Linked DNA regions of Mus musculus: region 2 is linked to region 1. Evidence: chromatin loops called from intact Hi-C (ENCODE). Cell type or tissue: left cerebral cortex. All regions are shown on one strand. Each heading gives the region's core, and the rest is flanking DNA. Links, peaks and the distances in the headings are about the cores only. Region 1 has its middle 4.4 kb from the start of Epb41l3. Region 2 holds the start of Gm49894.

Region 1 (2,905 bases), core at 309-2,808:
GGTTGATCCAGCTGTGATTGATAGTATCATTTTTTACTCAAACTTTTATTGTCTACTATTTCTCCCTCTCCTTTCTATATGGAAGGATTGGACATTTTATTGTCCAGTGATTGTTAGATGGGCTATTAATATATTACTCTTACTTGGTCGGTATTAGGTATGATATGTTATTTGTAGGTGGATGTGTGCTTGTGCATGTGTGTGTGCCTGTGGAGACCAGAGGTCAACTTTGAGTGTTGTTCCTTATATGCCTGCTCTACCTTGCTTTGTGAGATAAGAGTCTTTGATAGGCCTGGAAGTCACCCATGATTCTAGCTGTTTCTCCTTCAAGTCCTGTCTCTATCTTCAAAGTGCTGATAGTACCAGAATATGGCGCCACGACTGGATCTCTTATGTGGGTTTTGAGTGATCAAACTGCGGTCCCCATGCTTACAAAGTGAAAGACTCCAAGAGGAGCCCCTCGCTCAGGCCTCAGGACAATAGCGGACACCCAAGAACTCACGATAGACCAAGCTTGTTGCAAACCACATGAGGCTTTATTCGGGGAAAGCCAGAGCTCTGGGGACGACTCATATCCCACACATGGGGTAGAGGAGTCGACCTCGAGGGGAAAGAGGTCCCAGTTTTTATAGGCCCTCAGGGGGGAAAGGAGAAGGGGGAGAGTAGGGGATTTCCAGATCTAAACAATGTCTATTCTCAAGAAATGGGTATGGGAGGGGTACAAAGAAAGAGTCTAATGAGGGTGCAGCAATGGGCACACACCTGGTCAGAACATTGGCAGACACACAGGTTTGAGGAGTGGCCAGAGCATTGCGCACCTCTATTTTTCTAAATCAGTGAAGCTATTTCTGCTAACACTGACGTCTATCTTGCCAATTTCAGGGCTTCTGTGTCCTTTTACATTCTGCCAGGATCTTTCAAAAGCAAGCACTTAGCAGCTAGCTCCTCACCGAGTCCATGGTGCCTTTTGAACTTCATAGAATCCTAGAATATGGAAGCTTAAGGAGTTTGGAAAACACCCTGATGTTTTCCTACATAAGGTGTCTGAATCCTAGATGTAAAGAGGTAGCATAGGCCAATATTTGGCATCTATTCATTCATTTAGAAAAAAATGGGTTCTGACTTGCAATGTCCTCTGTGAGGCACTGTGGGAAGACAGAGATGACTACCAAGGGCTCCTGCAAGATAGTATTAAGGCAGGGCAGAGTGTTCAGTTGAGCACACGCGAGTTAAGTACTAAGAGAGCAATGATCTGCTCGTGAGTTGCCTGTTTTGGCATTTCTTTTCGTTCCGTATCTGTGTTAGATACACAAAAGTAGTAGCTGATAGTCTTGGTTGTGCCCAAAGGAAGTTAGAGCAACTGCTACCCAGCTTCCCATTTCAACTTGGTAAGGATGAGATGACTTGAGACAAGCCAGCCTAAAATTTGCCATGTAGCTGAGGAAGACTTGAATTATGCTCTTCCTGCCTGACCCCAGCTGGGTGCTGAGATTAGGGACCCAGCATATACTGCCTGGTGAAGTGTGTACAGTGCTGGGGATCGATCCTGGGGTGTCCTGCCTTCTAGGCAAGTTCTCTACCAATTGAGCTACCTCTGTAGCTCTTAATGCAGTCCTTGAACTTGCAGATTGTTAGGATAATTAGCTAGGCATTCCTAACTTTTCAAACAGAATACTTAGCATTCTACTGTTTTTCCCTCCTCCCTGGAGAGTAGTCACCCACATGCCACCCCTGATTTATCCACGAGGATTCATGAGTCATGGAGAGAACAGGCTGCGTTCAACTTTTTTTTTTTTTTTTTTAAATCGCAAAAACATTGCATCAAAATGAATGAAAGGCTCGGAGCCATCTGGGTCTCAAAGGATATTGCTGAGTTTGTGTTTGTTGTAAATGATATGGTTTGTTCTCGTCCATTTTCAAGGAAGGGACCTTCGTTGAAGGTGCATGCACGTGCACACGTGCACACGTGCACACACACACACACACACACACACTGCCTCCATTCATGGATTTATGAAACAGAGCCACAGATGTGCCCGTATGACAGGTACACATGTCTCAAAACTAACAAGTGGCCCTCATGCATATTAGATATTTGAACCCTTACATGTTGTTAGATGTAAAGAACTCTAGGTCTTTTTTACCTTTGGCTCCTGGGTCTGGACCATAGGCCCCTCCTCTCTGCAGCCTGGAATCTGCCTATCTACTCTACAGTCTATGCAGTGCCATAGATTCCCCCCCCCCCCCCACTATTCCATTCAAAATTTTAATTTCCAGAGCTGCACATCTAGAAAACACAGTCCCTAAACTCCATAGCAGACCAGTAACATAATTTCCTAACCTTCTCTCTCATAGGAGGTATCAAAGCCCCCTCCTCTCCAGCCAAGGCAACTGGATGTCCCCTCCCTTTCCTACTGACATTGTAGATACTCTAGATTCCCTGGCCAAGCCTCCCCATCTCCTCAGGCCTGCTCAGTGTAAGCCACCACTCATCCCTGCTGGGGACATTTATTTTACATCTTATCTGTGCCATCCATTAGTAAATTCAATCGTTTGTTAATCTCTTTCCCTCCTTTAATGAGTTTCAGCTTCAGGCCAGTGACTAGGTGATTTGAGAAAGGCCTTAGAAGCCTTAAAGAAATATGCCAGAGTGTCTTGAGCCCCAGAGAGTGTGAGATGGCCAGAGAACTAATCAAGTCAGGATCTCTCTCTCTCTCTCTCTCCCCGCCCCCCCCCCCCCCCCAGCTTAAGCTTTGTAGCTCCCAGGAAAGAGGGAGCTGCAGACAGACACAAAAACTAGTTATCATTCTAATTAACTCCGGTCTTCACTGTGAACTTAAATCTGGAGTCCTGAACCTCTGTTAACACACTTCCAATTTCAAAACGGGAGGATTGGGGGTAGGGA
Region 2 (2,905 bases), core at 182-2,681, 230 kb after region 1:
AAGCACTTGCTCCTCTTCCAGGGGACCAGAGGGCCAACACCCATCTCAGGTGGCTCATGATGGTCAGGGGATCCAGGGCCTCTGGCTTCTAGGAGCATACGCATCATATGCGCTACCCCCATATACTCACCTGTGTGCGCGCGCACACACACACACACGCATAATAAAATCGTTTTAAAAAAGTAACACTAGACCAGGTTTATTCTATCTCAAGTCTTTCACCAAACCCTACTAACACAAAGGCTATTGTGTGCACCAAAAGACACGAGTAGGAGCTAAAACTTTGGCTCGGTAGTTCACAGCCCTTACTGCTCTTTCAGGGGACCCAGGTCTAGTTCCAAGAACTCATATGGTGATTAACAATCATCCTGCTCCAGTCTCAGGGGATCTGAACCCCCTTCTGACTGGCCTCCGCTGCCACCAGGCACACACGTGGTGCACACACATTCATGCAGGCAAAGCATTCATACACAGAAAATAAAAATTTGAAGGCGTGTATTTAAACACCGTGGGGGACATTAAACCAGTACTGGTTAATATTTTAGCTGAGGCTGAATATGGTGTCCTTTAGAAAATTGAGGCGACCATAGTTTTCCTTCATGTTTACTTAGGCATCCGGTACAGGCATTCTTTTACATCTTCCCAGAAGTCCATGGTCCTGCCCTAATTGCAGATGTTATTCACGTGATTTAACATAAGACTGTTGAAAGTGTGACAAAGCAGCAGAAGTGAAGTGACATTTAGGAGCACAATAGCTCAATCCAGCTGCCAGTATTGCAGGTTGAACAGAAATTTTGGGGCTAAAGGGACTTTCCAGGTCGTGGGCCTGAGGGCAGGTAAAGAGGATCAGGAAGTGCCTCACAGAGAACACAAGGTTTCAGCAGCAGCGGAGCTATAACTTACATGGATGTCCTGACATTACCAGGCTATCAGATCTCTCCATGGGAGCATCAAGTGCAACCTAGTTCTGGAAACATGATGGCTAGAGAGGGATGTACCTGGGTAAACGTAAAGGCACCAATTAGTCTGGTAGATCTAGAGCTTTGGGATTGAGCAGTTTGTCCAGGGTGACCGGAATTTCCCCTTATACTCCAAATCAAAAATGGCACTTCATTTGCTCTGCAAATGCCTGCTCCCCATAAACAATGCCTCAGTGGCACGAACCAAGCCATGAGCCTGGATATTCGGTCGAGACGGTACAGGGGAGACAGACGGTGCACCGGGACACCTGCCCAAAAGCCAGGCCGAGCTCAGCGCCCGAACCGTGCGCGCCCAGGGGCAGACATGGCCCACGCACATGCACACGCACACGCACGGGAGCGCAGGCTCCCCGCGTTCCCGACGCAGTGCCGAGGCCGGGCGCCGGCGGGAGCCCTGGAGTCGGGAGCTCCAGGAGGGGGCGGGTGCTCGAGAAAGGAGCTCGTGCATTCGCTCCCCTGGCCGGCAGAAGCCCCGCCCCGACCCCGCCCACCCCCTTCTCCCGCGCGCGGGCTCCGCGCGCCCCTTGCCGCGCGCGTGCGCGCGCGTGCGCAGGCCAGGGCTCTCCGCGGGCGGCCCCGTAGACCCAGGGAAAGCAACCACCCGTCAGGTCCCAGATTAACCCTTTCCTCGCTCGCTCACGAGGGAGGCCCCAGCCAGTTCCGTGCCTGCGCAAGCGGCGGCGCGCCTTCTCTCCCCCCCACTACCCCGGAGCCCGCACCGCGCATGCACGGGGAGGGGGGTGGTGGGGGTGTTCGCGGCGGGTTGGCTAGTGTGTGCTCGTGCAGGAGGAGGGCTGCCACCACCAGGGACGTGCACGATTCCCCCCCTACCCCACCCCCTCCCCAAACTCAGAAAAAAAAAAATTAAAAAAAAATCCAAAACACTGCCACCCACCGTGCCCCCGCGTCCATCCCGTCCCTGGCTTGCGCGCTGCCGAGCGAGGGAGCCCACAGCGACAGCGAGCGTCTGTAGCGGTGCCAAGCTGCAGGTAAGCGCGGGCCGGGTGCTGGAAGGGCCGGGGACGGGCGCGGGGACGCGGGGGCAGCCGGCGGCGGGCGCGGCCGGGGCGGCTGCGAGGAGGCGCGTTCCCGCCGAGCTCCGGGGCAGCAGCCAGCTGCAGGATGTGGCGGCGCAGCGCGGTGCGAGCGGGATCGGGGCGTGGGCCGCGGTTGGGCGTGGGGGGCCGGGCGTCCCCGGTGGCTGCGCAGGCCAGCGAGCGGGTGGGGAAGAGGCCAGGCGGCGGCCCCGCGCGCGCGCTCTCTCTCCGCGGCCGAGTTCATGGCCGCCTGGCTCTCCGCGCCGCAGTGCACCGCGGTGGGGGTGGGGACGGCCGAGCCGGGCCCGAGCGCGGCCCGCGGGGCGCCGCCCCTCGCAGCTGTGGTTTCCCCCGGAGCCGACGGGACCCCCCGCGCACGCTCCCCCGCCTGCGTCCGCCGAGCTCCGGGGAGCCGGCCGCGCGCCGCCCCCGCCCTTGGCCGCGGGAGGGCGCGGGAGGACCAGACGCGCAGGCCGCGGAGTGCGCGGGGCGCGAGCTCGGGGCTCGCGGGCGGAGCAGGGCGCGGCGCGGCGCGGGGCTGCGGAACCGGCCGCATGCCCGCTCCCGAGCTCGTCGCGCCGCCGGGGCTGCTGCGGGCCAAGGAAGAGAGCCTCGCGCCCGCGCCGCGACCTGGAGAAGTGGAGGATGGTGGAAGGGAAGGTGGCCCGTCGCTGGCGGGCACAGCTCAGGGGAGCTTTTGTTTAGGAGAGAATGCTGAGGGCTCGCTGCATCCGGCGGCTCATTGGCTGCGAAATGCGAATGTGGGCTCCCCACGCGCGGACTGCGCCCCATGTCTTTCGCGGGGCCCCGGATTCCCCACTCCCAAGTTGTGCGGTCGCAACAGGGAAGTGGTGTGGCCGCCATTGTCGCAGCTGCTCCGGAATAAGG

What was found. A loop is a pair of places that touch in the nucleus more often than their neighbours do. Peaks named below come from ENCODE experiments on the same cell type or tissue, not always from the same donor. Only the 100,000 strongest peaks of a DNase experiment are listed, where the experiment ranks them.
Region 2: a loop joins it to region 1, with 4 times the contacts of the local background. A loop is called at or near these places in 1 of 42 quality-filtered maps.

Annotation. Positions count from the first base shown.
Region 1 is chr17:69,153,472-69,156,376 of GRCm38, forward strand. It overlaps a transcript of Epb41l3 not described here. Among named protein-coding and RNA genes, the nearest start is that of Epb41l3, 4.4 kb to the right of the region's middle. In left cerebral cortex, for the core only: no CTCF peak of the experiment used is centred there; a DNase peak (open chromatin) is centred at 1,761.
Region 2 is chr17:69,381,301-69,384,205 of GRCm38, forward strand. It overlaps Gm49894, which reads right to left and starts at 2,881. Exons shown (of 3, transcript XM_030250167.1): 1 at 2,800-2,881; 2 at 1,876-2,711; 3 at 1-998. The coding sequence starts at 2,881. The coding sequence ends at 951. Zbtb14 (zinc finger and BTB domain containing 14) reads left to right here and starts at 2,504. Exons shown (of 3, transcript NM_009547.3): 1 at 2,504-2,905. In left cerebral cortex, for the core only: CTCF peaks have their summits at 1,367 and 1,927; DNase peaks (open chromatin) are centred at 915, 1,407, 1,576 and 2,200; H3K4me3 peaks cover 1,915 bases; H3K27ac peaks cover 1,538 bases.